Regions from separate parts of the Homo sapiens genome. Here region 2 is linked to region 1. The links are chromatin loops, found by intact Hi-C in ENCODE. Cell type or tissue: Caco-2. All regions are shown on one strand. Each heading gives the region's core, and the rest is flanking DNA. Links, peaks and the distances in the headings are about the cores only. Region 1 overlaps ARLNC1 (androgen receptor regulated long noncoding RNA 1). Region 2 has its middle 42 kb from the start of ARLNC1.

Region 1 (15,769 bases), core at 7,223-9,722:
ACAATTACAAATAGTACTGCAATAATTAGCTTTATGCCTGTGTCTTTTTGAGTTTCTGCTAGCCTATAGGGGGACTTCAATTTTATGCTGAGTAATTTGACTGAAGAAAACGTACGGGTGCCTGATCGTTACAATCTGTTCGGAGAGAGTGTCCAAAAGAACACTGTGGGCAGGGCGTTAGGCTTATTTTTATTTCTGAGAAGTGTGGCCTCTGCAACTGTCAATCATCCTGGTGGGAACCAATCTGGGGATGACAAGTGAGAATTTGCAGAGGGGCGGGAACCTGAAGCTCCACCACGGAAAAGGGCATCAGAGGAAGCCACCAGCAAATAAATGAGGGTGAGCAGACTGTACCAGGGTCATCCCATCTAGGAAGTGGCCCTGGAAGTGCTGGCTGGGGACTCAGACAGAGGCACTTGAACCTGTGGACTCAGAGAATAACCCAGTTACTGGTTTTAATTTTCTCTGTGTTCAGTTTTTCTTGTTTTATGTCAAGAACTTTAGACAAGTTCTGTGAAATGTTACAGTCATATCTCAGTTGTGCTGTGGAAAATTCAGAGACAGCTGTGTATGTGCTTGGAATGTGGTAATAAAGCTGAGAGTGACCATGCCTCCTACCCACTGTCCCCAAGGCTGAGACTGGCAGTGACAGCAACTCAAGGGAACACTATGGCTGGCAATTCCAGGAGGCTGATCCTGTAGAGAAATCCTCATGGACAGAGAATGGTGCCATGGAATTAGGAGATGGTTCAGACTTGGGTCCTGTTGAATGCAGTCAGATATCCTGATGAAGGCAGGCCACAGAAAAGATGCGTAGATACGCGTTCTCAAGAGCACCTTCCTTCAAAGTAGGAAAAGACTATTGTATTAACTGGGGAAATAATAATGATTGAGTGATCGATAAACAGGCTACAAAACAAGGAGTCTGGTACACCATTTTCCTAATTAACCATTTATAAAATATAAAATAATTTCTGGAATATAAACAGATACATTTTCTTAGTCCATTTGGGCAGCTATAACAAAATACCATAGACTGGGTAAACTGTAAAAAACACAATTTATTTCTCAATGTTCTGGAGGCTGGGAAGTCCAAGATCAAGGCAGACTGACCTTTTTATAACCATTTTAGAGACTCATTTTCCCAATTAACCATTTATAAAATATAATTTCTGGAATTAAATAGACACATTGTCTTAGTCCATTTGGGCAGCTATAACAAAATACCATAGACTGGGTAAACTGTAAACAACATCATTTATTTCTCAAAGTTCGGGAGGCTGGGAAGTCCAAGATCAAGGCAGATTGTACTGGGGAGGGCTCATTTTCTGGTTCACAGATGACACCTTCTCTCTGCATCCTGGAATGATGGAGAGGCAAGACAGCTCTCTGGGGGGCCTCCTTTATAAGCGCACTCATCCCATTCATGAGGGCTCTACCCTGGTGACCTAATCATCTCCCAAAGGTGCCTCTCTTAAAACCATCACACTGGTGCTTAGGGTTCAATGTAAAAATTTGCAGAGGGGAAACAAACATTCAGACCTCAGCACACATCAAAGTGAAAATGACAGCAATCAAGTAAGAATGGGTAACGGAATCATAAGTAATTACATTTCCTTTGTCTTTTTCTGTGTTTTTTTAAAGTTTCTCTATTGAGTACACACTTATTTTGAAATTAAAGTGCTATTTTGAAATAATTTTTAAAATACTCTCAGAAAAAAACTGAAAACAGCATTAACAGGAAATATAGAAATGAAATACACATGGGCAATGAACTTACGAAATAGGCTATTCAAACACACTTGTAATAAAAGAAATTCAGTATAAAACAACACTGAAATGTCATTTTAATCAATTATTTTTAAAAATTATTTCAATATATAGTGTTGCTAAGGATGTAGAGAAAATGGCTCATATACAATTTTGGAAGGAAGCTAAATTACTGCTTTCTTTTCTGAAAGGAAATTTGGAATTGTTTATCATACTCCTTGAAATATTCCTACTCTAGGGCCCAGTAACTTAACTTCCACAAAATAGTCTAACTAAAAATATCAGATATGTGCATAATGACTTATGTTTTAAAGTATTTATTATAGTTATTTTTAATACCAAAAAACATCAAAACTCAAGTGTTCAAAACTAAAGGTTAATATTCTGCAGGCAATTAAAATCATGACCTTTAAGAAAAATAGTTAATGACATGGTGGTAAAGTTCCTTATATCTTGTTGAGTAGAAATAGCAGATTACAAAGCAGTATGTCTAGTATCACCACAGTTTTATTTATAGAATTGTGTGCATATGTGTAAAGATGTTAGCAGTGATTGAGTCTAGAAAGAGATTTGGGTTTTCTACCCTAGACATTGTTGAATTTTCCAAATGTTCTGCAACGAACCTTTAATACATACACACTTAAAACATAGATATATTTATAGCATTCGAACATAATGTTATTTAAACATATAAAAACAATGTTTTTTAATTTTTTTTTCTAGACAGAGTCTTGATCTGTCTTATTCCACCCTGACATGCTAAGCATTTGGTTGTTTTTGTTTTTGTTTTTGTTTTGAGACGAAGTCTCACTCTGTCCCCGAGGCTGGAGTGCAGTGGTGTGATCTTGGCTCACTCCAACCTCCGCCTCCTGGGTTCAAGCTATTCTCCTGCCTCAGTCTCCCGAGTAGCTGAGATTATAGGCACACTCCTCCATGCCTGGCTAATTGTTGTATTTTTAGTAGAGAGAGGGTTTTACCATGTTGGTCAAGCTGGTCTCGAACTCCTGACCTCGTGACCCGCCCGCCTCAGCCTCCCAAAATGCTGGGATTACAGGAGTGAACCACCGCCCCTGGCCGGAAATGTGTTTTAAAAGCAAGATTCTGGAAAAGCAGTCTACAGAGAAGTGATGGGAGGAGGCTAGAACAATCCATGTGGTAATGGACTGGAGCTGGAGATGTCAGTGTGAACATATTCCACTTAATATAGATACAGATAGTTATGTATAAAAATATGTATATATATGCAGGTAGGTATATACACATTTCCTTATTCTGTCAACTGAGAGGGTCTAGAAGTAACAACACCCCAGTAGCATTGAGGAAACCCACTGCCCAGATCCGGATTTCTAATACTGTTCTCCAGTAAAAAGAACCAGAGTGTTTTTGCTTTAGAGGAATGGCTGATTCCAGGACTAGGATGGGAAATATCCAAGATGAGCCTGGAACATCTTATGATTCCAGAAAATAAGGAAGTGCTCAAAAATAAATAAACCCACAGCGATGGGGGCATGTCAAAGGAGCCAACTGAAAATGCTGCCAGTGGCCGAAGCTGGGACAATTTGAGTCAAAATAAATGAAGTAGTATTGGATTAAATTCAAAGTATAAAATAAATATTTATGATTCAATAGTGAAATAACTAAATAAGAAAATGGTTGAGAATAGACCATTTTCCTGTGCAGGAGAATTCCAAGTAATGTATATAGATGCTCCCGCCTCAAGGAGATTGAGCATAAATTCCCACTCCTTAAGAATGGGATGCACATAGTGACTTCCTTCCAACGAGTACAGTATGGAAAGGGTGAGGGGGTAAGCAGTGATAACCTTACTTTAGAGAAACCTGACAAACACTACCTTAGCCAGGTGATCAACACCAACAGCAACAGTGACAAATCATGTGAACAGCATGTACCCTTGTTATGACATGATAAAAATGATATTTCTCTCAAAAACCCATAATCCCAGTCAAATCATGAGGAAAACATCAGACAAATCTCAGCCAAAGGGCATTCTGCAAAATATACAACCAGTACTCCTCGGAACTGTCAAGGGTATCAAAAACAAGGGAAGTCGGAGAAACTGTCACAACTAAGAGGAATATAAGGAGACATGTCAATCAAATGTAATGTGGGATCCTGGATGGGATCCTGGGACAGAAAAAAGAATATTGATAAAAATTAAGGTAATCTGAAGAAAATACAGACTTTAGTTAATGATAATGTATCAATGTTGGTCACCAATTATGACAAATGTGCCCTATTAATGTATTGTATTAATAATAGGGAAAACTGAGCAATATATGGATCTCTCTCTATTACCTTTGCAAATGTTCTGTAAATCAAAAAATATTCTAAGAAATAACATTGTTTTTAAACCAAGGTTCTTAAACAACAACAAAAAAACAATAAAAGCATTTTCATAAATTGACTCTTCAGAATAGGTGGAAGACCATTAAAGGCCAAGTTATCTCTGGAAAAAAGTTTATTTTATTGATCTAAATTAACAGTATAGCTAAAAATACATATTAAGAAGAAGAATATTTTTCTCTTAAGAGTGAATTATTACACTTTTCTGAATGTATAATTATCTACAAAGCTGTAATTTCAATATTCTTTAGCACAAGGTAAGTGGGAAAATAAGGAATTTAATCTGAGAAAAGACACACCTACTAAATAATAAGAAAGTCAGGAACAGCCTACCTCTAAAGATAAGCTACTCCAAAATCTAGAAGAAAAATTTCAAAACCTAGCTGAGATTCTCAAAAAAGAACAAAAAATAATAAGCTTTTCTAATACTAGAGAGTCATAAGATTGAGATGAATAGGCAACAGAAAGATTTTTTTTTTAATGTGAATGACAGAAAAGATTTCAAGGAAACTTTAAATGCTGTAGTAAAATTAAAATCAACATTGTAAGGCTGGGCGTGGTGGTTTACACCTGTAATCCCAGCACTTTGGGAGGCCAAGACAGGCAGATTGCTTGAGGCCAGAAATTCAAGACCAGCCTGGCAAACATGGTGAAACCCCGTCTCTACTAAAAACAAAAAAACTAGCCAGGCATGGTGGTGCATACCTGTAACCCCAGCTACTCAGGAGGCTGAGGCAGAAGAATCACTTTAATCTGGGAGACAGAGGTTGCAGTGAGCTGAAATTGTGCCACTGCACTCTGGCTTGGGAGACAGAGTGAGACCCTGTCTCAAAAAAAAAAAAACAAAAAAACCAACATTGTAGACAATTGACAGTACATGACGTGGACAGTAAACTTCAGAATACTCCCTTTCCCCTTGCCCCTCAGAATTTAGCATAAAAAGACAAAGATTTTAAGATGAAGAAGGAAGGTATGATAATTATGGAAAATGGAGATTAGAGAACAAAGATAAGATAAAAATTATGACTAAAGAGAAAAAATACAACAAAAGCAAAATCTGAAGATATCATAAAGAAAGTGGTGAGCTAAAGTTTTAACAGTTTAAACCTGTAACCATTTTATACAAAGAAAGTAGTCATTTACATGTATAGACAACACAATAACATTCTCATATTAACAAGAACTCAGAAAATATACTTTTCATGTGCCCTTCTTGAAAAAGAACCTGCCTGATTGTATGATCTAATCAAAATTTAAATCTTAGGAATGGGTCGGCAATAAATACTGAAACTGGTAAAAATACTTCAGTCATTTTAAATCTAGTTTTCTGTTTGTTTGTTAGCATGAGACAGTCTCACTCTGTCATCTAGGCTGGAGTGCAGTGGCACGATCTCAGCTCACTGCAATCTCCACCTTCCAGGTTCAAGCAATTCTCCTGCCTCAGCCTCCCGAGTAGCAGGGATTACAGGTGCCCGCCACTGTGCCTGGCCTAAGTCTAGTTTTAAAATGGAAAGGGGAAAGTAACGATGTAATAATAATTTGGTACCAAGATCTGTGAAGAAGGAGGAAGTGAATTATACTAAATACTTTCTCTCACATAGAAGACAGAGCATTGGGAGCCCAAACATAACTGCTTTGCTCCTGATCTTAGAAACAAATTTAAAACACCAAAGATAATTCATTACTAGAACTTACGTGCTATATTAGCCTCTAAAACACCGACAAATATAACAGTTAAGTCATTATACTCTACACAGCTTAAGGTAGAAAATAAAGGAGACAGCAAGAAGTTAACAAAAAACATGAGTTAAGATAGCAGGGGCAATATCTATCATAAGGACCAAGGTGAATGGGATAAATGCCCAGAGAGAGGCAAAGATTCTTAAATTAGGCCCCCAAATTATGATGGGTCAGAAACAACATGTTTTTCACAAAATACAAATACAAAAGTGATTATAACATGTTTAAAAAACAAGAAATGTAAGAGACATGGTACAAATGTAAAATGAATATTAGATTAAAAAAAATCTAGACAAAAACACTAAATGGAACAAAGGGGGACATTTTACAAGAATAAGAGTCATAATTCAAAATAAGGATACGACGCACTATTCAGCAAATACTTATCAATGCTCACAGCTTTTCAAAAAAAATCATGTAAAACATCTAATGCTAACTGCTACTAAAAGTTAAAGTAAGATAAATAACTTTTTTGGGTTGTTCTATTCCTCAGAATATTCCATTTAAATACATTTTTTAATGTTAGCAATACAAAGAAAAACTGACAAAAACTGTAATTTGGAAAAACTCAAACATACCATTTCTGTTTTAGGCAGGTCAATTAGACTATATATATATATATATATATATATATATATATATATATATAATCTAGAATATTAAAAGTTTGAAAGTTTAATTTTAAAAACAAAAACTACAAAGAATTTTGGGCTGGGTGCAGTGGTCATGCCTACAATCCCAACATTTTGGGAGGCCAAGGTGGGAGGATCACTTGAGGCCAACAGTTTGAGACCAGCCTGGGCAACATAGTGGCGAATCCTATTGTAAACTGCACATTTGAGGGATCTAGGTTGCGTGCTCCTTATGAGAATCTAATGCCTGATGATCTGTCACTGTCTCCCAACACCAGCAAATGGGACTGTCTAGTTGCAGGAAAACAACCTCAGGGTTCCCACTGATTCTATATTATGGCGAGTTGTATAATTACTTCATTATATATTACAATGTAATAACAGAAATAAAGTACACAATAAATGTAATGCTCTTGAATCATCCCAACACCATCCCTTCCTCCCACCCGTCCATGAAAAAACTGTCTTCCATGAAACTGGTCCCTGGTGCCAAAAAGGTTGTGGACCACTGACACAGAACACATAATAAAGTGCAATAATACTATAAATAAATTACAGGCATTGCCTGAGGATAATAGATTCTGAGAATAATCCTTTCAAAGCAAATCCCCTTATAAGGAAGTTCAAAATTTTATAATGTGAAAAAAAAGTTGGAGTGGAACTTTACCTTGAAAATTCAAACAAAAAATTATCACAGGGAGTCTATTTTATTGCATATATAATAAAATTAAAGAACAAACATTTTATTTATTTATTTATTTTTTGAGACCAAGTCTCACTCTTGTCACCTAGGCTGGAGCGCAGTGGCGTGACCTCGGCTCACTGCAACCTCCGCCTCTTGGGTTCAAGCCAATTCTCCTGCCTCAGCCTCCTGAGTAGCTGGGATTACAGGTGCTTACCACCAAGCCTGGCTAACTTTTGTGTGTGTGTGTGTGTGTGTGTTTTTAGTAGAGATGGGGTTTCACCATATTGGCCAGGCTGGTCTTAAACTCTTGACCTCAAGTAATCTGCCCACCTCGGCCTCCCAAAGTGCTGGGAAAAATTAAACATTGATTTTTGGCATATTTGTTCTGACAAAATTTAGGAGCTCAGGATACAGCCATCCTTCGTATTTGAATAATCAAGAGTAATTTTTCTTAAGAAATATCAAAGCCTTTATCAGTTTCCCAAAGGTCCTTTTAATGATTTTCTATTTAGATATTTCTTCTCTGAAGCTACCATGTCATCATCTTTGTAGATTTTTCTCTTTTAGCTGCATTCTGCCAGATCCTAATTTATCAAAGAAATTTGAGTGATTCCAGCAGTTCTCCAACATCACTTTCATCAACTTCATAAAATTCTACAGGATCTCTTTTTAATCAAATCTAATGTGTCTGCTATGTTTTGTCAGAAAAATATGCATAAATCAACTAGCGGTTACTAGACAAAGAAATATGACCAGATTAACAGGTATAAGCCCTGGTCTTACTGGTCAAGAAACATTGAAGATAAGAGCAATTTTATAAGTAATTAATTCATCAGTAAACCTTTCATGTTACAACAACTTTGCTACCTTATACAACTTCATAACTATAGGGAGTTAGATATTAAAGACCTCCCTTCATGGAATATAAAACAAATTCTGTCCTACGTAATTATGTATAAGAAGATAACAAAATTGCAATGACCTTATTTAGACATTAATTACAGTGAAAACAGATTATATCAAAACCAATGGAATACAGTCAAGGTGTTAATCAGTGAGTTATTTACGGAGTTAAATGCTTTCATTATTAAATAATATGGAAAATAAACTAAGCACTTAACTTTTTAAAAAGCTGGAAAAGGATATGAAATTTAAAAATCAGGAATTAACAAATATAAATCAAAAAACAAATCCAATCTCTAATTTTTTGAAAAGACTAATGCATTCCAAGTCTACACAAGAGAAAGGAAGACAGGGAAAGAGAAAAAGAGGGAGGACGAAAAGGAGGAAGAAAGGGAGGAAGAGAAGGAGGAAGGAAGGAGGGAGGGAAGAGAGAAGCAAGGCAATCACATAATGTTAGGAATGGTAAAAGGTCTAAAGAAATCAGGTTCTGGAAGGTTTTCAGTCCATTTGTTCTTAAATCTAAAGTAACATAAAGTGACTGTATCGCCATCTGTTGGTAGCAGATGGAGTTGACACCTTTGCTCTGCCTTTGTTCGTACCTTAAAACCCTTGTAAAGTGAAATTTCAATATTGTTTTTAATTTACAACTTCTGAAATATTTTAAATGGTACAAGATACTTTAGAGGCTATGTCAATCAATTTTTAAATTATGACTAACGGGAAAATTTTGCTGGAAATTATAAATAGCTAAAACTGACTCAAGAGTTCATTTAACTAATTGCTTCAATATCATTTATTAATAATTTGACTCAAAAACTCAAAAATCCAAATGGCCATGTAAGAAGTAAAAAGAAAACAAGTTCTCCCCAACATGGTTTAGGATCAATTGAATACTTTTAAGAAAGCAATTAATTCCTATATCTTCCAAACTCTTCGAAAATGTTATTTTAAAAAGAAGATTCTCTAATTTAATAAAATCAGTATAACTCTGATACCACAGAAAAAGCTGACAAAAATATCCCTAAAGGAAATGTGAAGACAAATTAAAATTTAAATATAGATACAAAAAGTCATCCAAATAATTATAGCAAGTTAATACAACTGCATATTCAAAGAATATCACTGTCGAGTCAGCATTATTTTTAGACATGCAAGGATAGTTCAATATTATAAAATCATCAGTATAATTTAATAATAGAAACAAGCAAAAAATCCTGTGAAGAGCTTTAAGGACAAAAAAAAAGCCTTTGATAAATTCAACTGTATTCTTGGTTGAACAATCCTACTGCACTAGGGTTAGAGGAAAAGTTCATAAATATCAGTAAGATTCCCCCTCCTTCTAAAATCTTTCTTACTCTTGTAAAAAAAATTATGAATGAAATAACCAGTTACAACTACTTATAAAATATCACAGGGGAAACTAATTTTGCAAAAGTATCAAAAACTTATTTTTTCTTGAAAAAAATAAATCTGAAGCTTAAGACACGCTTCTAAAAATCTACAAAACTCTAAGAAAAATAAAAAATAGACATGGACAAATAAAGTGGCATACTATATTCATGGATGAAACGACAATATTGCAAACAAATCAGTTCTTTTCCGAATTAATCCACTTATATAGTGCAATTCCAACCTATATCTCAATAGGGCTTCTTTTTTTGGAATGAATACAGGTTTTCAAAAATTCAACTAGAATAGTAAATAGAGAATACCCAAGACTATTTATTTATTTAGAGACAGAGTCTCACTTTGTCACCCAGGCTGGAGTGCAAGTGGCACGATCTCAGCTCAATGCAACCTACACCTCTCAGGCTCAAGTGATTCCCGTGCCTCAGCCGGGCAACAACATGCCCAGCTAATTTTTAGTAGAGACGGGGTTTCACCATGTTGTCCAGGCTGGTCTCAAACTCCTGACCTCAAGTGATTCACCCGCCTTGGCCTCCCAAAGTACTGGGATTACAGGCATGAGCCACCGTGCCCGGCCCCAAGACTCTTTTTAAATGAAGGGAAATAAAGTGGGCCTTACCCTATCTGCCTTAAAAAGCACTAACTGTCCTGGTGCTCAGTGAAACCCAACACAAAGTTTAGGAACAGGAAGAAGGACCTATTAGAATGTGATATGGGATAAAAGTGGTATCACAGAGTAGTGTAAAAAATCAGGTTATTAACAAATAGTATTGAAGCAATTAGCTAAGTATTTGGGAAAATATAAAGTTAGGCCCTACTCTAAAAATAAGGTAGATTGTACTTAGTTCTGAATTATGAGCTGCCTTTTCAATGAGATTACAATTCCATGCCTCATTGACATCAGGCTTAGCCATGTGACTTAATTTGGCCAATGAAATGTGAACAGAAGTGACAAATACCCCAGTATAGTAGAAGTTCTATATGCCATTGCACGCTCCCACTGTTGCTCTTTGTCTCTCTTCCAGGAGCTCAGAGTAGAGGCTTCCTCTTCGGTCTAGGTCACAGAATGAGGCACAACTGGAATAGCACCAAAGGTAACCTACAGCTAACATGTAAAGTGAGTGAGAAGTAAATCGTTATTATTATAAGCCCCTGAAATTTGGGGATCACTTGTTACCATGCACAACCTAAAAAAAGTGTTGAGTGATATAAAAATAGAAATTAGATAAAGTGTCAAAATGAAACTATGAAGTCTCTAGAAGAAAACACTGATGAATATTTATAAAATCTCATATCTAGTTAAAAATAACATGAAAGAGCAACACTTAAATGAAACAGTTTAAAGATCTGGCTACATAAAAGGTTAAAATTTTCATTCTACAAATACTCAGTCAACCACAAACCAAACCAAAAAATTTATTTGCAGCATATGTGCTGCTGGATTCATATGTAAAAAATTCTTACAAGTGAAAAAAAAGATGAATGTCCTAAGGTGCTAAGGACATTAATAAAGACAAGTTTCAGAAAATATAAAAATAGCCACAAAAAACGTTAAAATGTGTTTAATTTGGCTAACCACCAAAGAAATTGAAATAAATATTGAGACTGCTGTTTTAACTATCTTATTAACAGAGATATAAAGTATGATCATACCCAATTTTGGCTAAGGGATAGAAAAGAGGAAGGAAGCACCCTCCTACACTGTCCTTGAGGTATAAATTGATATAAAATGTTTCAAAAAGCAACTGGGTAAAACATCGAAAGACTTAAAAAGTGGCTCAGGAAGGCTACTCCTGGAATTTATCCTTAAACATAATTGGATAAGTGGGCAAAAAGTATTATACATCTTGGTGCCATTTATAAGGAAAAATCCAGAGAAGTCTTAAATGCTTCACTAAATTATTATACATTTACAGCTGTTAAGGATGATTATGTAAATGTGTATTTATTTGTAAGAAAAGGCATGCATGTTTTTCAAGATGGGAAAACAGTTGACCAATATTTTGTTGTATACCATTATTTTTTCTAAGAATATATAGTATATATAACATGTCATGAGCTACATAATGACATTTCAGCCAACAGCAGACTGCATGTATTATGGTAGTCCCATAAGATTACTATGGAGCGTATATAGAAACCTGATATGTGGTACTTGATATTGGCACCGCAGATCAAGTAGGGGAAATGATTGATATTCAGTAATGGTGCTGAAACAGTTGTTTTTCCATGTGAAGAAATGTTGATAAATAAAACTCTACATATGCTATCTAGGTTTGCATAAATACTGTACACTGATAATTGCACATTGATGAAATCATCTAATGACACATTTCTCAGAACATATCCCTGTTGTTAAGCGCTTCATGACTGTATATATATCTAATGTGTATTTTAGTTGTGTGTGCGTATTTTTATACATATATAATTTTTGATATTTAACATCTGTAGGAATAACTAGTCTTTGGCATTAATAATTTTTCGTTTTGTTCATATGCATTTTTGACAACTTCAGTATCATATTATTTATGTACTATGGCAATAATAAAATTTTAAGAGAGTATTCTAAAAGGCTGTGTTGTTTATCCCTACTAGGATCACAGATCCTGGAAAACATAGTGAAAGCTATTGGTTGGCTGGCCATGAAAGTGCACACGTGCAACTACACTGAATTTCATATAAATTTCCAGGAACTCCTCATTCCTCCCAAATATGATCCATGGACATCTAGATGAAGGACGCTTGGCACAGAAGCAGTACACACTTGATGTTTGTCTACTCTGGATGTCATTAACCTTGGGTCCACTAAGTCCTAGTATCTATAATAAACAAAACCTGGGATTATTTAACTTAGTGTTTTAGTAAGCTGACAAAACACATTCTGGGAATGAATGAACGACTCCAAGGTCAGTAATGAGAATGCATCCTTTATTCTCCATTATTAGCAACATCTCTGACCTTGTCTCCTGCAGGCACACTCCGGCCCACGTGCTTCTCCTGGCTCCCAAACCACTGCACTGACCTGCCTTTATGAACACTGTGTTCATAAAGTTGATGTTCACTGAAACTTCCTTAATTCCCTGAGTGTGCTGCCCCTTGTAGTTGCCACCTATGAGATAGGTAGGTACTATCATTATTTCCATTTTACAGATGAGGGAAGTGGGGGTTAGACAGGGTAACAAATTTTCCCAACATCACACAGCTAGCAGTATATACTGGAAAATACATACAGTGTTTCGGAGCTGATGGCCTGTCCTTCCACAGGAATGATGCAGTCCTTATCCAGGAAAGCCAAGAGAAAGGAAGAGATGCATTCTGCCCTGGTCTTCTCTGTCTTCTTCCCACTTTTGAGGCTCCATTTGTCCCATGCTGGGATCTCTGCTTCTTTATCCAGAGATTTGCAGATTTTATGTAACACTGAATTGTCTCCAAATACTTCAAGCTCACTTTAAAAACATCTTTATGGAGACTTCGCTTCCTTTCTGCAAATTTCTAGTTGCCTGTTTTACATGTCAGGAATGGCTGAGTGATGCTCTGGCTCTCTCACCTGAATTTTGTCTTGCATCTCTGTTCACTTTGCCTGTTTCATTGTCTTGCCATCTCATTCTTTCTAATGGAGAAGTAAAGGAGGGACTCTGTTCCTCCCCGTACCAGGAGGGTATTGATGTTTGAGGTCCAAACTGAAAACCCATCACCTCCTTCCCACTGCTATAGCAGCGTTAGCCCTGGGGTTCATTATCTAGCCAGTTCACACCTTCTAAAGTGGGGCTCTGAAAATGTCTTACTTCCCTCACAGACAAAGCAATTCTCAAGCCTCCTGAGATCACCCACCAACCAGAGCAACTGCTGTCACTTGGAGGTGCAGCTGAATTCTTCTAATTGTGACACAAACTCTTGAAACTGTAAATGCTGAAAGATTAAATGAGGTTATAACACTCAGAAGGTTTTACAAGTAAAAGTAAGTCAAATCAATAGGTCTTTATTTCATATCTGTAATGGTTTAGCTCTGCGGGAAGTGTTAGCAGCTATATGAATTAGGAAGAATTTAGAAGACAATCCCTAAACACATGAAATGTCCAAGTAAGAAGATAACATATTTATCCAAATATTTAAAGTGAAATGCTCCAGATATGGGAAGCTTACAGTTTTCAAGCAAAGCTTTTTAGAAAAAATTATGGAACTATTTTAAAGAGAGCTAAACATTTCTTTGCCTTAGGCAGAATATACAGAACACAGATTCACCTTTTCTGTACATCTCTAGATGATCACGAATGTCAAATATCACACTACACTGTGATATGGGGATTCCCCTTGGGGGTTTTCATGTGTATAGGGTGCCTGCAGCTACACTAAACATCTTAAAGCTACCACAATGTTCACTTCATATTTTTGCTTTTTATAGGCTTTCTTGGTCTCCTCCTATGTTCCCATCATTTTCTTGCTTTGAATCTGTAAGAATCGAGTTGAATCTTCTCCATTTTAAATTTTCCATAGGCTGAGAAACTGTTTAGCCAAGTTTGGATAAAATTGTATCCAAAGTAAGAGTATACAAGCTATGGGCAAGTCCAAAATCAAGCTGTTCACAGGACCATGTTCTCTCTAAAGGTTCTAGGAGAGAATCCCTCATTTCCTTCCAGCTTCTGGGTGGCTGCTGGCATTCCTGGGCCGGTGGCTGCATCCCTCCAATCTCTGCCTCCATCTTCACATGACCTTCTTCCTTGTGTTTCTATGGGTTCTTTCCTGTTTTTTATGAAGACATTTTCATTGGATTTAGATCCCATCCTAATCCAGTATGATCTCATCTTCAGTTTTACCTAACTTATATCCGCAAAGGCACTATTTCCAGATGAAATTACGTGCTGAAGTTCTAGATGGATATAACCTTGGGGGCCATGAAGAACTCTTCCACTTACTGCAGAGATCCATCACCCTAAATAGTTAAGAACAAGAGAAATGTAGAATAAAATCTCAAGCTCCCAGGATGACGTTCCGGGGTCTTCCTATTCCACCCTCAACCCTTATTTTTGACCTCCTGTCCTGCAGCCACACTCCGGCCCACACGCTGTTCCTGGCTCCCAAACCGCTGCACTGGGCTGCCTCAACACTGTCTTTATAAAGTTGTCATTCACTGAAACTTCCTTCATTCCTTGAGTGTGCTGCCCCACGTAGTTGCCACATATGAGACAGGTACCATCATTACTTCCATTTTACACATGAGGGAGGTGAGGGTTACAGAACATAAAGAATTTCCCAATATCACACAGCTAGCAATAAGTGGAACTTGAGTTCAAAAACAGATTTGGCTGGGTTCAGAGCTTGTGCTCTTGACTATGAAGAATAACCTTAGCATGTTCCTATAACAGAAAAGACAGTGGAGTTCCCGAAGCAAGACAAAAAGTGGTAGGAGACAGAAAGCTAAGAAGACCAGCACCTGATTAGGTGGGGCCTCATATGCATGGAAAGGTGAAAAGGAATTCTGAGTGTGGTGGGAATCCACCAAGGACAATGAGGATGATGAGAGCTTAGAAAGGGCTATTACATTTGCTTGTTGTAAAGAGAAGTTTCACTTAGTCATTCATTCATTCAATTATTCACTTATTACATGAATATTTCTTGAGAACCTAGTGTGTGCAGGGTACAGTTGTACATGGGAAGGATACGATGGTGAGCATATCGGATGCAATCCTGGTCATTCTTGAGCTTATATTCTAGTAGAGGGAGAAAGATAATAAGCAAGTGATACAGTTTGGGTATTTGTCCTTGCAAATCTCACGTTGAAATCTGATCCTCAGTATTGGAGGTGAGGCCTAGTGGAGGTTTTTGGACCATGGGGGCAGATCATGCATGAATGTCTTGGTGCCATACCTATGAGTGAGTTCTTACTCTATTAGTTCAGGCAAGATCTGGGTACTAAGAAAAAGCCTAGCACCTCCTCCTCTCTGTTCTTTCCTGTCGCCATGTGATGCAGCTCTCCTTCGCCTTCCGCCATAACTGGAAGCTCCCTGAGGCCCTCACCAGAAGCAAATGCTGGCCATGCTTCACGTACAGCCTGCAGAACCATGAGCCAAATAAACTTCTTTTCTTTATAAATTACCCAACCTCAGGTGTTCCTTTATAGCAACACAACGGACTAAGACACTAAGTAAGCCATTAAACAAGCCAATACAGGTAGTGATATGCACCTTTTTTTTTTTTTTTTTTTTTGAGACGGAGTCTCACTCTGTCACCAGACTGGAGTGCAGTGGCATGATCTCTGCTCACTGCAACC
Region 2 (15,769 bases), core at 4,843-7,342, 110 kb after region 1:
TAATATGCCCATTTCACGCCAAGCCAAACTCTCTCTCTTGTTTTTGTTCACTCATTCATTTTATAAACATTTATTGACCACCTACTATGTGCCAGACTCTACACTAGGTACTGAAGCTACAACAGTGAAGAGGTAATCCCAACACAGACTGACACCTGCAGGAGGGAGGCTCCCTACCCTGACAGCTTTTTTTTTTTTTTTTTTTTTTATTATTATTATTATTATTATTTTTTTTTTTTTTTTGAGACGGAGTCTCGCTCTGTCGCCCAGGCCGGACTGCGGACTGCAGTGGCGCAATCTCGGCTCACTGCAAGCTCCGCTTCCCGGGTTCACGCCCTTCTCCTGCCTCAGCCTCCCGAGTAGCTGGGACTACAGGCGCCCGCCACCGCGCCCGGCTAATTTTTTGTATTTTTAGTAGAGATGGGGTTTCACCTTGTTAGCCAGGATGGTCTCGATCTCCTGACCTCATGATCCACCCGCCTCGGCCTCCCAAAGTGCTGGGATTACAGGCGTGAGCCACCGCGCCCGGCCTTTTTTTTTTTTTTTTTTGGAGACGGAGTCTCACTCTGTGGCCCAGGCTGGAGTGCAATGGCATGATGTCAGCTCACTGCAACTTCTGCCTCCCGGGTTCAAGCGATTCTCCTGCCTCAGCCTCTCAAGTAGCTGGGACCACAGGTGCGCGCCACCATGCCTGGCCAATTTTTGTATTTTTAGTAGAGACAGGGTTTCGCCATGTTGGCCAGGCTGGTCTCGAACTCCTGACCTCAGTTGATCCACCAGCCTCAGCCTCCTAAAGTGCTGGGATTACAGGCGTGAGCCACCTCTCCCGGCCCCCTGACAGCTTTGGGGACCAAGCAGTGCTGTCTACCCAGACTTAAAAAAATGGGTAGGAATTAGCCAGGCAATGGGAAAAGGTTGGGGGATGGGTTGGAGGGACAGTGCAGAGAGTGGCCCATGTGTTGTGGCCCAGGCAGTGGGAACAAGGTGGGGGGACAGGTTAGAGGGACAGTGCAGAGAGCGGCCCACGTGTTGGAGGAGGTGAATGAAGGAGGTTCATCCTGGCTGGAGCCTGGGTCACCAGGAAGGGAAATATAGAGCTGGGATAACTCACCCACGTGAGGTCATGAAGTGTCTTTATCCTAAGAGAATGTGGGCCGTCAGTGGCTGTGGAATGATGGGATTTGAGAAGGGGTGATAATGAAGGCAGGGAGACAAATGCAATCCCTGTGCCTGGCTACAGATGCCAGAGGTGGGTGGAGAGGAGGAGAGAAGGGATGCCTCGGAGAGGCACTCAGGAGGCAGGACCAGCAGGACGCAATCACGGAATGCATGTGGAGGTGAGGAAGGGGCAGTGTTGAAGGAGATGCATGATTCTCAACACAAACAATGGTGGTGTTAGCCACTAAGAGAGGGGACCCCAGAGAATGTCATAAGTTCAATATTTGACATATTGAGGTCCAGGTTTCTGTGGGACATCCAGCGGGAGGTGATCAGTGGGGAGGTGAATGCAGATGGTGCTTCTGTCATTAGTGACTGGTTTCCAGGTTCCCTGCAAAGTGTGTGTCCCTGTCCAAAATCTCCATGCTAGTAATCAGCTGTTTCTCTGCTTGGGTACTGGGTTTTGGATTCTGAGTCTTACCTAATTCTGAAGCAAATGGTTACAAAGAGAAAAAGCTAAACAACTTGTTGTTTTATCTACATGGTATCAAGAATTTTAAAAAATCACCTAAAACTAAAACTAAATTGTGGATTCACACCGGCATGTGGGCTTGAGCCGGCTCCTCCCGCAGCATCTGCCAACACATAAGGCCTTCCCTCCACTCCTTATTCCAGGAACCCAAACTATCGCGGGGCCCACTTCAGCAGCTCTGCATTCCGATGGGGCTCAGGAAGTCACACTGCCCAGTTAGTGTCCTCAGGTTAGGCTGAGAATACCAAATCCATGAGGACAACCCCATACTCCATAGCTAGCTTAAGACTTGGCTGCCAATGCGGGACACCAGACACCTTAACAAGGAAGATATGAAGGCCAAAGATATGAAAAGAGGCTGTCAGGGTGTATTAGTCCGTTTTCACACAGCTGATAAAGACATACTCAAGACTGAGTAATTTATAAAGGAAAAGAGGTTTAATGGACTCACAGTTCCATGTGGCTGGGGAGGCTACACAATCATGGCAGAAGGTGAAAGGCACGTCTTACATGGCAGCAGACAAGAGAGAATGAGAGCCAAGCAAAAGGTGCTTCCCCTTATAAAACCATCAGATCTCGTGAGACTTATTCACTACCATGAGAACAGTATGGGAGAAACCGCCCCCATGAGTCAATTATCTCCCACTGGGTCCCTCCCACAACACATGGGAATTATGGGAGCTGCAATTCAAGATGAGATTTGGGTGGGGACACAGCCAAACCATATCATCACGGGGCTCACAAAATACATTCAGGAGACTTGACTGTGTTTTATTCAAATAATAGCTCAGTTAGTGACACCTTCTTGTGCCAAGAACTTGTCTTACGTCTGTTCATCTGATTCTCCCTGTCCCTCCCATGAGCCCCATGTTGGGAGAGGACCCCCATCAGGCTGCGCCCAGCTTTTCTAAACCTTGACAGTCTATGTGAACCATACGCAGATGCTCCACACCTGCTGGGTTATCTCCACACCAGGTATTTGGAATTTCCAAACCCCCTTAGCTCAGGGTTGTTTGTGTTCACTTTTCCTCCAGATCTTTGGCATCTTGAGTGCTGCAGCCGAAAGCTTTTCAGGTGGCTCCATTGCCCTCAGCTCAAGGTCTTTTCCTAACTCAAATCCTGCCGCACTATGAGGGGGACATGGTCTGCTTCCTGATTTTATTTATGTGATGCATGCCTTTGTAGTTCAGAAAAATTAACCAAAACATTTTCAGTTCCTTAGTTTGTCAGTCCATCCATTCATCTGCTCATCCACCTATCCATCTATGCAGCTAATAAACATTTACCAAGCACACACTCTGAGAGTACTGTGTTAATAAAAACAGATATGGCCCCTGCCCTCATGGAGGTTATAGTCTAGTGGTGACGACAAGCATTAATGAAAACACCACACAAGGCTGGGTGCAGTGGCTCATGCCTGTAAACCCAGTGCTTTGGGAGGCCGAGGCGGATGGATCCCTTGAGGTCAGGAGTTAGCGACCAGCCTGGCCAATATGGTGAAATCCAGTCTCTACTAAAAATACAAAAAAACTAGCCAGGCATGGTGGTGGACGCCTGTAATCCCAGCTATTCGGGAGGTTGAGGCAGGAGAATTGCTTGAACCTGGGAGGCAGAGGTTGCAGTGAGCCAAGATTGTGCCACTGCACTCCAGCCTGAGCAACAAGAGTGAAACTCCATCTCAAAAAAAAAAAAAACAAACCCAAAAACCCACACAAATGAATATATAATTATAAACTGAGATAGGTGCTTGCAAGAAATGGTATTTGTTCTGTGAAGCAGGAAATAAAAATATCTTGACATAGACCAGGTGATCAGGGAAGGCTTTACTGAATAAATATCTGACTGAAGAAGGCTAAGACCGCCCTTGGAGCCCAATCTTCTATTCAGGACCATCCTCTACAGAGGGAACCTGGTATGCTAAGCCACAGCTCAGGAGAGCTGCAGCTGAATGGAAACTAAGCCAGGTAATGGAGTCTCTAGTCTTCATAGGCAGGGGATGCAGAATGACACATTTCTTTCCTCCCAAGAAGCACCCAGGTAAGGTAGGCTGGCACCTCCTTTCCCCGGTGGCAAATCCTGTGCAAGATAGAGAGTGAGCTCAGAGGAACCTGCTTCTTCTTGAGAGCCTATGATTTTCCACAGATTAACAATTTATAGATGTGGAGGTCTGATGTCCCTAATATTAATCAAAAATAGGTCTATTTTTTTTGGAAGACATGGGAAGTTTATTTTTAAAAGGGGGACAAATTATCAGAATAGCAAAAATAAAAGAGTGGGGAAAATGGATTTTTCTGTGTCTGTGTCTATTATTGAAGCAGCACAGAAATGAACTCAAGGGAAGAAAACTTGAATTCTGCCTTCTTCTCCATTCTCTACCAGCGATCTCACTTAATCTCAAGAGCTGCAAATGGCCCCACATTTACATAAACACTTCTCCATTGTTACCAATGGAGAAGTTAACAACGGCCTAAGGCCGGGCGCAGTGGCTCACGCCTTTAATCCCAGCACCTTGGAAGGCCAAGGCAGGTGGATCACAAGGTCAGGAGATCGAGACCATCCTGGCTAACACGGTGAAACCCCGTCTCTATTAAAAATATAAAAAAATTAGCCAGGCATGGTGGCGGGCGCCTGTAGACCCAGCTACTCAGGAGACTGAGGCAGAATGGCGTGAACCCAGGAGGCGGAGGTTGCAAGTGAGCCGAGATGGCGCCAGAGATGGAAAACAGAGCGAGACCCTGTCTCAAAAAAAAAAAGTCCTAATGGCCTTAGGACACCTCTAGTCCTCTAGTCTTAGAGCTCCCGTCCTTCTCATTAGAAGCCTAGTCTAACTGATTTGGAAAAGCTGGGTACTTGGATCACCGTGTTGAAGTTGGTGCCTAGGTTTTTTAGGCAAGATTCCAAGTCATGTTCAATTATTTATTCATTCAGTAAGTACCTGTAAGTGTCAACGATGTTACAGGCACTGTTCTAAGTACTAGGGGTACAGACCGGGCACAGTGGTTCACTCCGTAATCCCAGCACTTTGGGAAGCCGAGGCAGTCGGATCACCTGAGGTCAGGAGTTAGAGACCAGCCTGGGCAACATGATGAAACCCTGACTCTACTAAAAATATCAAAAAATTAGCCGGGCGTGGCCAGGCGCGGTGGCTCACGCCTGTAATCCCAGCACTTTGAGAGGCCAAGGTGAGCGGATCACCTGAGGTCAGGAGTTTGAGACCAGCCTGATCAACATGGAGAAACCCCATCTCTACTAAAAATTCAAAATTAGCTGAGCGTGGTGGCGCATGCCTGTAATCCCAGCTACTAGGGAGACTGAGGCAGGAGAATCGCTTGAACCCGGGAGGCGGAGGTTGCAGTGGGCCGAGACGGCGCCACTGCACTCCACCCTGGACGACAGAAAAAGACTTCATCGCCAAAAGAAATAATAATAAAATAATTAAAATAAAATAAAATTCAACAATTCTTTCCACTTCACTATACTGTAGTTTTTTTTGTATTGAATTCAAACAAAATTAAATTAATATGAATACTTTTAATGAAAAAGCATCTATTTGTGGTCTCATTTTTATAAAATATTTATATCCTTTAACTCTATGTATACATAAAAATATATCTGAGTAGCGTGCATCCCGTGTTAACTAAAGCTATTTCTCAGTAGTGGGATTTTTCTCTTTTTTTTCCACATGTAAACTTTTCTACGTCCTTTGATTTCTTTGAAACAAGCACGGTATCTCTTTAAAAAGACAACAGATTGGTTGTATTATTAACTACTGCTACCAGAAGTGAATGGGCCAAGATGTTAAGAGGAGAGGAAAGGAGAAGAAGGAGGGGAGGGTGTCAGACCGACGGAGTTGGGGGGAGCAGGAGGCGAGAAAGGGGAGAGGAGCGAGAGAGAGAAGAGGGGGGCTCAAATGACGGAGAGAGCGAAAGAGAGGGCAGGAGGCGAGTAGGAGATGAGCCAGAGGAGAGGAGGACACTGCAGACCCGGGGGGAGGGCAAGGGCGCCGACCGCAGGCCGGGGAGGCTGCAGGAGACTGGGGGCCAGGGGAGCGGGGGAGTCGGCAGCGCCGCCTGGGACAGAGCTTGCCGCACGCTGACCTACTTTCTGGGGCCGATGTGTTTGCAGCCAGAGGTACCGCGGAGCCAAGCCCGGAGCCTCGGGGAGCCGCCAGCGAGCGCAGACTGGGAGGGAGCCGGCCGGGCTCCCCGCCACCCCTTCCTCCGCGCGCCAAGACCTGTCAGTTTCACCCAGCCCGGCTTCCCTGGAAAGGCGGGATCCCTCTGCAGATTTCCAGGCTCTTGGAAGAGGACCGGCGCGTCTATTAAACCCGAGTCGCTCCACGGGCTCTCCGCCCAGAGCACAAGCTGCCTTCCCCCGGGAACTGGACCTCGGCAGCGGCCTGCGCAGAGCCGGGCTCCGGGGCCCTGGCCGCTCTCGGGAAGGCCCCGCGGGTTCCCACCAGGCCAGAGGGAGAACCACCAGGAGGCCGCGCGCGCGCACACGCCGGGCGCCCTCCTCGTGCCGAGGTGGAAAGAGCCTGCGACAGGCAGGCCCAGGTTGTCATTTAGGCTCCGCCACTTTCCGCTCGTGTCCTTGGGCAAGTTACTTGACGCTTCCGAGCCCTATTTTTTTTCTCATTTTTAAGATGGAGAAAATGCCATCCACATCTCAGGGTCAAGGTGAGGATTATAAATAAAATAACGTGTGTGAAAGTGCCTGGCATAGCAGCCGGCACGTGGTGTGTGCTCAATAAAAATGTTAGTTCATCCACTCGGGAGGAAGCTGCTTTGCCGGCGCGTCATGACGGATCCAGGAGCCGGCCAACCGTGCTCTATGATCGTGACCGGGCTATGGCCATCGGTGAACGCTGGTCATAAGCGATTTGTGTCATCGTAGTGCCTGACGCCGGGAGACAAGCTTGGGGAAATGCCTTTTTTCTGAAACATTTCCTATGAAATAGTTTGGCCCCACGCCCACTAACTAAAGAATGAGGCTGGCAGGGCGTGGTGGCTCATGCCTGTAGTCCCAACACTTTGGGAGGCCGAGGCGGGCAGATCAGCTGAGGTCGAGAGTTCTAGAACAGCCTGACCAACATGGAGAAACCCCGTCTCTACTAAAAATACAAAATTAGCCGGGCGTGATGGCGCATGCCTGTAATCCCAACTACTTACTCTTGAGGCTGAGGCTGACGCAGGAGAATCGCTTGAACCCGGGAGGCGGAGGTTGCCGTGAACCAAGATTGTGCCATTGCACTCCAGCATGGGCAACAAGAGTGAAACTCCGTCTCAAAAATTAATTAATTAATTTAATAAAAATAAAAAGAAGGACGCTGTGGATTACTGGTGTAAATAAAAGTAATAAACACTTCAAAAGCGATTGCTATGATACAAACAGAGAGTGCCAGAGCTTTAGGTGAAATCACTCATGCAGCCTCTGGGCAGTGCTAGGGGCAGGTGCACTCACCATGCGGACAACTGAGGCTGAAATAAACGGTAAAGTAACAAGTGGATATTTGTCATTTTGGTGTCACTTGACACGTACTTCCTCTTCATAGGGTGAATATATTTATTTCTTCTGGAGAAATTCCTTGTCCCCACTGTGCCATCTTAGGTAGCTGAAAATCAGAGTTTCTTGCTCTCCCTGAGTCAAGAGTGGGCCCATGATCCCACAGGCCAAAGGGACCTTCTCTTCCTCAGGACTTGGAATCTTGAGGGGAACATGCAAGGACAGAATAAAACAATAACAATAATAATAACAATCATGGGGCATTTTCTTGCTAGTGGTGACACCCTGTCTAGGGTATCATTGCTTGCACACCACCACCCACAGCCTACAAGCCTCATGGGCCCCTCCAGACCCACCACCTCCAGACTCAGGAACCCAGATGAGGTCAGGACAGCTTCCATTTAATGTTCCAAGGGCACTAACATGTGAACTGTCATCTTCCCCTCAGCTCCAAACCTGCGCCTCTCCCAGCTAGTGCAGGCCACCACCGTTCATCCAGTTTCCCAGTGGAGAAAGCTGGGAATCATCCTAGACCCTTCTTTCCTCATCCCCATCCATCTGGTCCCCAGGTCTGTCCATTTTACCCCCTAAAGAGCTCGCAAGTCCATTCCTTCTTCACCTGCCTCAGGTCAACGCATCCCTTTTCTCCTGGAAGGTGGCACTAGCTTCTCAGATGCCTCCTGCCTCTAGGGCTTTCCCCTCCAAACCCATCTTCCACATTGTAGTCAGGGTGATCTTTCTAAATGCCTACCTAGTTATGGCAGGGGCTTAAAACTCTTTAGTACCCTGCCAATTGCCCCTGAATGAAGTCCAGACTCCACATCATGATAACAAGCTTTGCATTCCTTTCCACTCTGCCCCCATTCTTTGCATCTCCCAGCACTCCTACGCAAGCACCCTCCTCTAGCTACGTGAAATCTTTCACTGTTTCCTAGACACTCCTTGCCTTTTTTGCTCCTCTAAGCCTTTGCACTTGCTATTTCCTCCACTTAGAAGGACGCTTACCCTCACCTCTACCTAGAAAACTCCTCCTCATGCTTCAAGAATGAGCTCAAATATCCCCCGTTGAGAGAAGCATCATCTGACTCCCACAGGCAAAATGTAGCAGTCCTTTTGAGTTCCCTACTATACCTGCTCCCCATCCCTGCCGCAGCACAGACTTTACTGCACTGCCTTTACCCAATGACTTATGTCTCCATCTGTCCCCTCCACCCACTACACCAACTCCAGCAGAGTAAGAACTCATTCAGTGATCACTAAGGAAGAATGGCTAAGTACATTCTGGTTGGAGATGGGGAAAGGAGATGGTCTTAGGTTTGCTTTTCCCCAAGCAGATCATGGGAAACTGGTTTGAAATGAACTTCTTCACATTTCTGAGAGTGAATAAGGTATAAGCCTGGAACTGCTAGGTGCAGGTTTGGAGCTGAGGGGAAGATGACAGTTCATCTGTTAGTGCCCTTGGAACATTAAATGGAAGCTGTCCTGCTTCCTGTCCCCATGAGGAAAACACTGCCTGAGAATGGAGCCAAAACAAAGGAAGACGGTGTTAGGAGCTTGAGTGAGAACAAGTTCTGATGGCATCTGAGCCCACAGAGGTGGCTGTTCCTGAAGTCAGTCATGACTCTTGAACTTTTTAGTTGTAAGCCATTCCCTGTTTTTGCCTAAGCCATTTTGTTTTTGTTTTGTTCTGTTTTGTATGGGGTTTTTTTGGTGTTTTGTTTTTTGAGACGGAGTCTCACCGTGTTGCCCAGGCTGGAGTGCAATGGCGCATCTCGGTTCACTGCAACCTCCGCCTCCTGGGTTCAAGCAATTCTCCTGCCTCAGCCTCCCGAGCAGCTGGAATTACAGGCACCCGCCACCACGCCCAGCCAATTTTTATATTTTTGGTAGAGACTGGGTTTCACCATGTTGCCCAGGCTGGTCTCGAACTCCTGACCTTAGGTGATCTGCCCAACTCGGCCTCCCAAAGTGCTGGGATTACAGGCGTGAGCCACCACACCAGGCTCTGCCTATGCCATTTTGAATGCAGACTTTCCATCTATTGCGAGCAAGAGAATCTTCATGCTGCTAAAGCATGTTGAAATAAGAATATCCTTTTGAGAGAAAAACTTTAAAACTCATATGTCCTGAATCAAAATAGAAGTATGAGATCAACTTGAGGCAGAATAGCCCTTTGGAAGGCAAGACTGGATTGCAAAGACTTATTGAGAGCATATCTCATGCCAAGACTCTAAGTTACCTGACATAGAATGTGTCCAACAGAAGAAAGGCTGGTCAGACATGAGTGCCTGCACAAAAGAGGGTCATGGAGAAAGAGTTGGCAAGGCCCACGAAAGCACCAGCCAGGTTAACTGTTAAGTGAACACAGGTATAGAGTCTCCACCTGGCGCCCCAGGGCTGGCTTCCTGGAGCTTTATGAACCTCCTAAAATTGTATGTGTAATTAATTCTGCATTTTTTTTTTGAGATGAAGTCTTGCTCTGTCACCCAGGCTGGAGTACAGTGGCACGATCTCAGCTCACTGCAACCTCTGCCTCCTGGGTTCAAGTGATTCTCCTGCCTCACCCTCCTGAGTAGCTGGGATTACAGTCATGTGCCACCACACCCGGCTAATTTTTGTATTTTTAGTAGAGATGGGGTTTCAGCACGCTGGGCAGGCTGGTCTTGAACCCCTGACCTCAAGTGATCCACCCGCCTCTGCCTCCTAAAGTGCTGGAATTACAGGCACGAGCCAGCACGCCCGACCTCTGCATCTTTCTGAGGAGAATGTCTATAACTTCATTCAGATTCTCAAAGTGGTTCATTACACCTAGTAGGTTAAGAATTGCTAATGTCACAAGTGAAATTGTTTCAGGCATCCTAGCTGAGACAGTCTCTTAAAACCACCCAAATTCTTGCATATATCTCAGTCTCATTGCCACCCTCTGACAATCTGGGTTCCCAGGTGGCTCACCACCAGGAAGAGAATACAGGGAGCTACTGATGGGAGCACTTGGGTCCACCTGAGAGCTGTGGTTCTCATTGCAAAGTCAGATGCTGGGAGACAGGCGTGGGGAAATGCCTCCTTTCTGAAGCATTTCCCATGAAATAGTTTGGCCCCATGCCCACTAACTAAAGAACTATGCTGTGGATTACTGGTGTAAATGAAAATAATAAACGCTTGAAAAGTGATTGCTTGGGCAGGCCTGGGTTCAAGTATAACTAATCTTGGGGAATAATAACTAGGATTTGTTTAAGCCTACACTCCAGACGTTTTCATACGTTACCTAATCTCATCATCATAAACCTGAGAGAGAGAAATTATCATCTCCATTTCTACATGAGGAAATCAAGGTATATTAAGATGAAGACATTTTCTCAGGGTCACACAGTTGCCTGCTTTCCAAACCCATGCATTTTTCATGTTACCACCAACTACCGCAAGCCACGTCTAAGTTTTAGTGATCACGCACTGGTCTTTGTGGTAACCTTGAGTACCGTGCTGCTCTCTTGATGTTTCTACCAACAGACTCTGACTCTACCCTTCACAACAGGGTGTGTGAGCCCAGGCACGACTGGCTGGGATACCCTCCTGAACGCAGGGATTGACTTAGGGATGGCAATATGACCCAAGTCAGGCCCATCAGAGTTCTCCCCTGTGTTGCTGTGAACAGAGACAGCACAGAAAGCCCTCTGCCTCTGTGGCCTTGGAGGAAGCTCCTCTACAGGAGGAGGGAATAAAGTCCATGAGAAACCAGAAGAGGTGACAGCTGGGCAGCAGAAGCGCCAACAGCACCAGGCCTCCAGCTCCTTTCTAGAAGTTTCCATTCTAGAGCTTCCATTCTGTGAACTTCCCACACAACATCCTGGACAGTGAGAGTCCATCCATGGGCGGGAGTGAGAGAACGATAAACATCGTCGCTGCCATTTGTTACATTTATTCTTCAAATCTAAACTCTAAGGCAGTTAGAAAATAACTAACTACCTCAGAGTTATTATTAGTAGTTATTAGAGGAATAACTAACTACCTTAGGGATACTCTAACTACCTTAGGTATTCTTTGCCAAAATGAGGTAGGTGTTCATTGCCAAAAGGTAGGTATTCTTTGCCAAAATGAGAATAAGGAACAAAATGGTAGAGAAATTGCCCAAGGTCAAACAGAGGTGAGTGGCAGAGAACTCAGGAGGTAGGGCTCCAACTCAGCCTCCATCAACATGAGAAAATGCACGTCAATATTTGGATCCTGTCAGTGAAAGCAGGGTGAAGTTATGCCTCAGTTTAAGGAGGGAGCTGGAAGCAGTTTTGATGCCTCCACTGAGGCATGTTTGCCCCAGGAGATGTAGGGTCTCCTCCTGGCTTACGTAAAGAACCAGTGTGTTAGTCAGTATTCTGTTGTAACCCAGACTCCAAAACTCTCCGTGGTTTACAGCAGAGGTTTAATTCTTGCACTCAAGTCTGCAGCTCAGCTGCCTCTGCTTAGCTCTGCTCCCATCTTCTCACTCCAGGACTCAGGCTGAAAGAGCAGCATCATCTGGGAACTGTGGAGCTTACAGCAGAAAGCAGTAAGGCAAGAGGCCAAGCCAAACTATGCAATCTCATTGAAAGCTTCTGCTCAGACAGCATAAATCATGTCCGCTCACATTCCATTGGAAGAAGCGAGTCACAAGGCCAAACCTGCCAACATACTCCCCTTACTGGATTGCTCCTGGAAGTCACGTGGCAAACGGTGTTGGACGTGTAATACCCTCAGACAGAGGCAGAAGATAGTTGCAAACAATAACATAATCGGTCGTACCAAGAAACAAGTGCTGGAACAATGGGACTTAAGGATAAATCTGCCTTTCACAGCAGGGAGCCCCCCAGTGGGGCGAATGGAAGAGAATATAAAGTTCCCAGGCTCTTGAATTGAACAAAGACGGAGTCTCAGCTGCAGACAGGCCAAATTCCAGTGGCAAAAACAATGTCCTGAGAGCCAGAGCTTCCAACATCTGGAGCCCAAACAGGGACCTAACAAAAGATCAGAATACAATGACCCCGGGGGATGCCTGACGAGTGTATCGTAAGAATAATCATTGTCTCTGGGCATTGGGTTATGAGTAATATCCTCTTCTGTTTTCTACTGAGTGATTGTGCTACTTTTTAATTAGAAAAAGAAGCATTTTAGAAAAGTATATGTGTCCTCCCTGGAGCCGAAAACAGCATGGGGCAGCAGAAGTGACTGCTTTTCCATGCCAAACCTCACACTGATGAGAAAGATTTGCATGTCCGATGACGCACCAAAGGTGTGTAATTTCAATCCCCTGGGGCAAATGGTCCTGCCATCTACTGTAACGACTGATAAATGGGAAGGCAATAATAAGCATAATCTTTTTTTCTCAGGTGTTTTCTTTTTGGCAGGGGTGGATGGGGGTGAATCAGTGAACAAAGTAGACTTAACTTCTAAAATCTAAACGTCCCTGGGGTTTTCCACTTGCAGATTCTGTCTGAGGTTGAAGACAAAGAAAGGCCACTATGAGTTCAGTATCCAGAAGGTCCTGGATTTCTTTCCGGCTCACAAGAAGGGAAATTAGGGAACATGGGCTTAAACATGTCTTCACTGGCATTGAATCTGTGAGAAGTCAGCCCCACGGTTTTGGTAATACTAAGTTAAATACTAGTTTAAAATGAGTTTGAGCCTATTTGAACCCAATTTGATGTGATATGCACAGGGACTTAGGCCCCAGGCTTTGTGTTTTGTTGTTGTTGTTGTTGTTTGTTGTTTGTTTTTTTTTTGAGACGGAGTCTCACTCTGCCACCCAGGCTGGAGTGCAGTGGTGCGATCTTGACTCACGGCAACCTCCACCTCCTGGGTTCAAGCGACTCTCCTGCCTCAGCCTCCTGAGTAGCTGGGATTACAGGAGCCTGCCACCAAGCTAGTTTTTGTATTTTTAGTAGGGATGGGGTTTCACTGTGTTGGCCAGGCTGGTCTCAAAGTCCTGAACTCAAGTGAACTGCCTGCCTCGGCCTCCCAAAGTGCTGGGATTACAGGCGTAAGCCACCGCGCCCAGCCGGCCCCTGGCTTTGGACCTTGGCCCTGTTGTTGAACAGCTCTGCAACTGTGGACAAGGAACTTAATTTCTCTGTGCTTCAATTTTGTTCTTGAAAAAGGGGATAATGATAGTATCTACCTCACTGGGATGTGTTTTAGGATTAAATATATACAAATAAAGCTCCTAGCACAGGACTTGTCATATAGTGAACAAACAACAAATTTTGTTATAAACACTAATGTAATGAGGATCAAAATCATTAGTATTTGGGTGTTTGTAGCTTTTCCCTTTCCTCTCCTATTAAAAGCCAGTATTACTTGGTCAGCAAATCCTCCTCAGCCCCTTCTCCCACACTGTCCTCTGCTTTGGGGTCTTATTGGGAAATGTGGTGAATGAGTGGGAGAACCAGACCGAGGGGGTGGATCACCTGAGGTCAGGAGTTTGAGACCAGCCTGACCAACGTGGTGAAAATTCATCTCTACTAAAAATACAAAAATTAGCCAGGTCCAGTGTCAGGTGCCTGTAATCCCAGCTACTTGGGAGGCTGAGGCAGAAGAATTGCTAGAACCCAGAAGGCAAAGGTTGCAGTGAGCCGAGATTGCACTACTGCACTCTAGCCTGGGCCACAGAGCAAGACTCCGTCTCAAAAAATAAATAAATAAATAAATAAATAAATAAATAAATAAATAAATAAAAAGGAAAGAAAAGGAAAGAGTGCAGAACAAGAAACAGGATGAGAGATCTTGGAGCCATCACCTAGTGTGAGAGGTGGTGACTGAGATAAATCAGGGAAGGAGACTGAATTAGTGATCTACTGCTGCCCGATAAATTACCCCAAACTTCGCAGCTAAAAAGAAATCAACATTATTACATCTCACTGTTTTTATGGGTCAGCTATTTGGGAGAGGCTCAGCTGTGTTATTCTGTCTCAAGGTCACTCATCAGATTGCAGTTTAGATGTCAGCTAGGCCTGAAGTCATCTGAAAGCTCAAAAGATTGGAAGACCATCTTTCAGGATGGCTCACTCATGAGGCTATTGGCAAGAGGCCTCAGATTCTAACCACAATGGCTCTGCACAGGGCTGTGTGAGTGCCTTCAATGACATGACAGATGGCTTCCCCGACCCGAGAGAGAACACGGAAGAAGCTGCAAGGCCTTTTATGACCTAGTCTTGGAAATCACACATTATCACTTCCACAACATTCTGTTCATTAGAAGACAGTCACTAAGCCCATTCTACACTGAAGGGGAAGGAAAATAGCTTCCATCTTTTGAAAGGAGGAGTGTCAGAATATTTGAAGACATTTAAAACCAAGACAGGGATTGCAGGGAGTGTTTCTGTGGATTGCTAATTTGATTCCCTTGAGTATTATTGGGGGACTGCATATGAGGCTTGCAATTAATTTTCATTTTGGCTACATAATTGTCATTGCTGTTGTTGCTTTAATATGGCCTGGTCCCTAGATTGGTCTATATTGTGCCCATGGATATTTCTGGGTAACATTAATAATAAGTTTTATTTTAGAATGATGTATAGAAGGAAAGCTTTCAGGTAATTGATCATCTCTAATAATCACTGGAAACGTAGAACAAGGAAGAAAATGATTGAATATTTTCTCCTGTAAGCAAAGGCTGCCAAGATTTTTGGTGATGCTCATTTACCATACAGTAAGTTGTCATGTAATAAACACTGTGAATAGCTTCATGAAAACTTCAACTTTAGGCAAAACAGCATGTAATAAAACCAATTTTACCATAGGCTAACTGATATAAACAAGAGTTAAGTTCCTACAGCATATTTCTGGTCACAAAAACATCACCAAACTTCTCAATAAAGACCCAAAACACTTCAAATATTAAATATTGCAATAACTGTGAGCTATATGTACATTTAAAAAACATTAATAAAAACTTTTTGATGAGTTAGTCAGTGACAGTGATTGTAGTGGTGGTGGGTTAAATCAAGGAATGAATGTTTGTAAAATGAAAATTGTGGGAGTACCTCCTACTACCATGCAGTTCAAAAACAAACAATAACGAATATGGCAGGCTCATTGAGCGCCTTCATATTGCAACATTTATGGTAGTGCATTTGTATGATGATTGTAAACTTCTTTATTTATGCTTGCTTTTTTCATTCTTTATATCTTTTTAGTGTCAGCCTGTGCCTTAATATGTAAAATACATCTCTTGTAGACAGCATATAGTTGAGTCTTACAACAATCTCTTCTTTTTGTTTGTTTTGAGACGGAGTCTTGCTCTGTTGCCCAGGCTGCAGTGCAGTGGCACAATCTCGGCTCACCCTGCAACCTCTGCCTCCTAGGTTCAAGTGATTCTCCTGCCTCAGCCTCCCAAGTAGCTGGGACTACAGGCATGCACCACCATGCCCAGCTAATTTTTGTATTTTTAGTAGACATGGGGATTCACCATGTTGGCCAGGATGGTCCCAATCTCTTGATCTCATGATCCACCTGCCTTGGCCTCCCAAATTGCTGGGGTTACAGGCGTGAGCCACCACGCCTGGCCCAACCTCTTCTTTTTATAGAGTGTTTAGTCTACTTACATTT

What was found. Peaks named below come from ENCODE experiments on the same cell type or tissue, not always from the same donor. Only the 100,000 strongest peaks of a DNase experiment are listed, where the experiment ranks them.
Region 2: it touches region 1 in a loop (6-fold over the local background); 1 of 110 quality-filtered maps calls a loop at or near these places.

Annotation. Positions count from the first base shown.
Region 1 is chr16:80,816,327-80,832,095 of GRCh38, forward strand. ARLNC1 (androgen receptor regulated long noncoding RNA 1) reads right to left here. Exons shown (of 3, transcript NR_131948.1): 3 at 12,409-14,431. Among named protein-coding and RNA genes, the nearest start is that of CDYL2, 20 kb to the left of the region's middle. In Caco-2, for the core only: a CTCF peak has its summit at 8,630 (motif pointing left); a DNase peak (open chromatin) is centred at 8,645.
Region 2 is chr16:80,926,382-80,942,150 of GRCh38, forward strand. No RefSeq gene overlaps it. Among named protein-coding and RNA genes, the nearest start is that of ARLNC1, 42 kb to the left of the region's middle. In Caco-2, for the core only: no CTCF peak of the experiment used is centred there; DNase peaks (open chromatin) are centred at 5,920 and 5,970; H3K4me3 peaks cover 1,382 bases.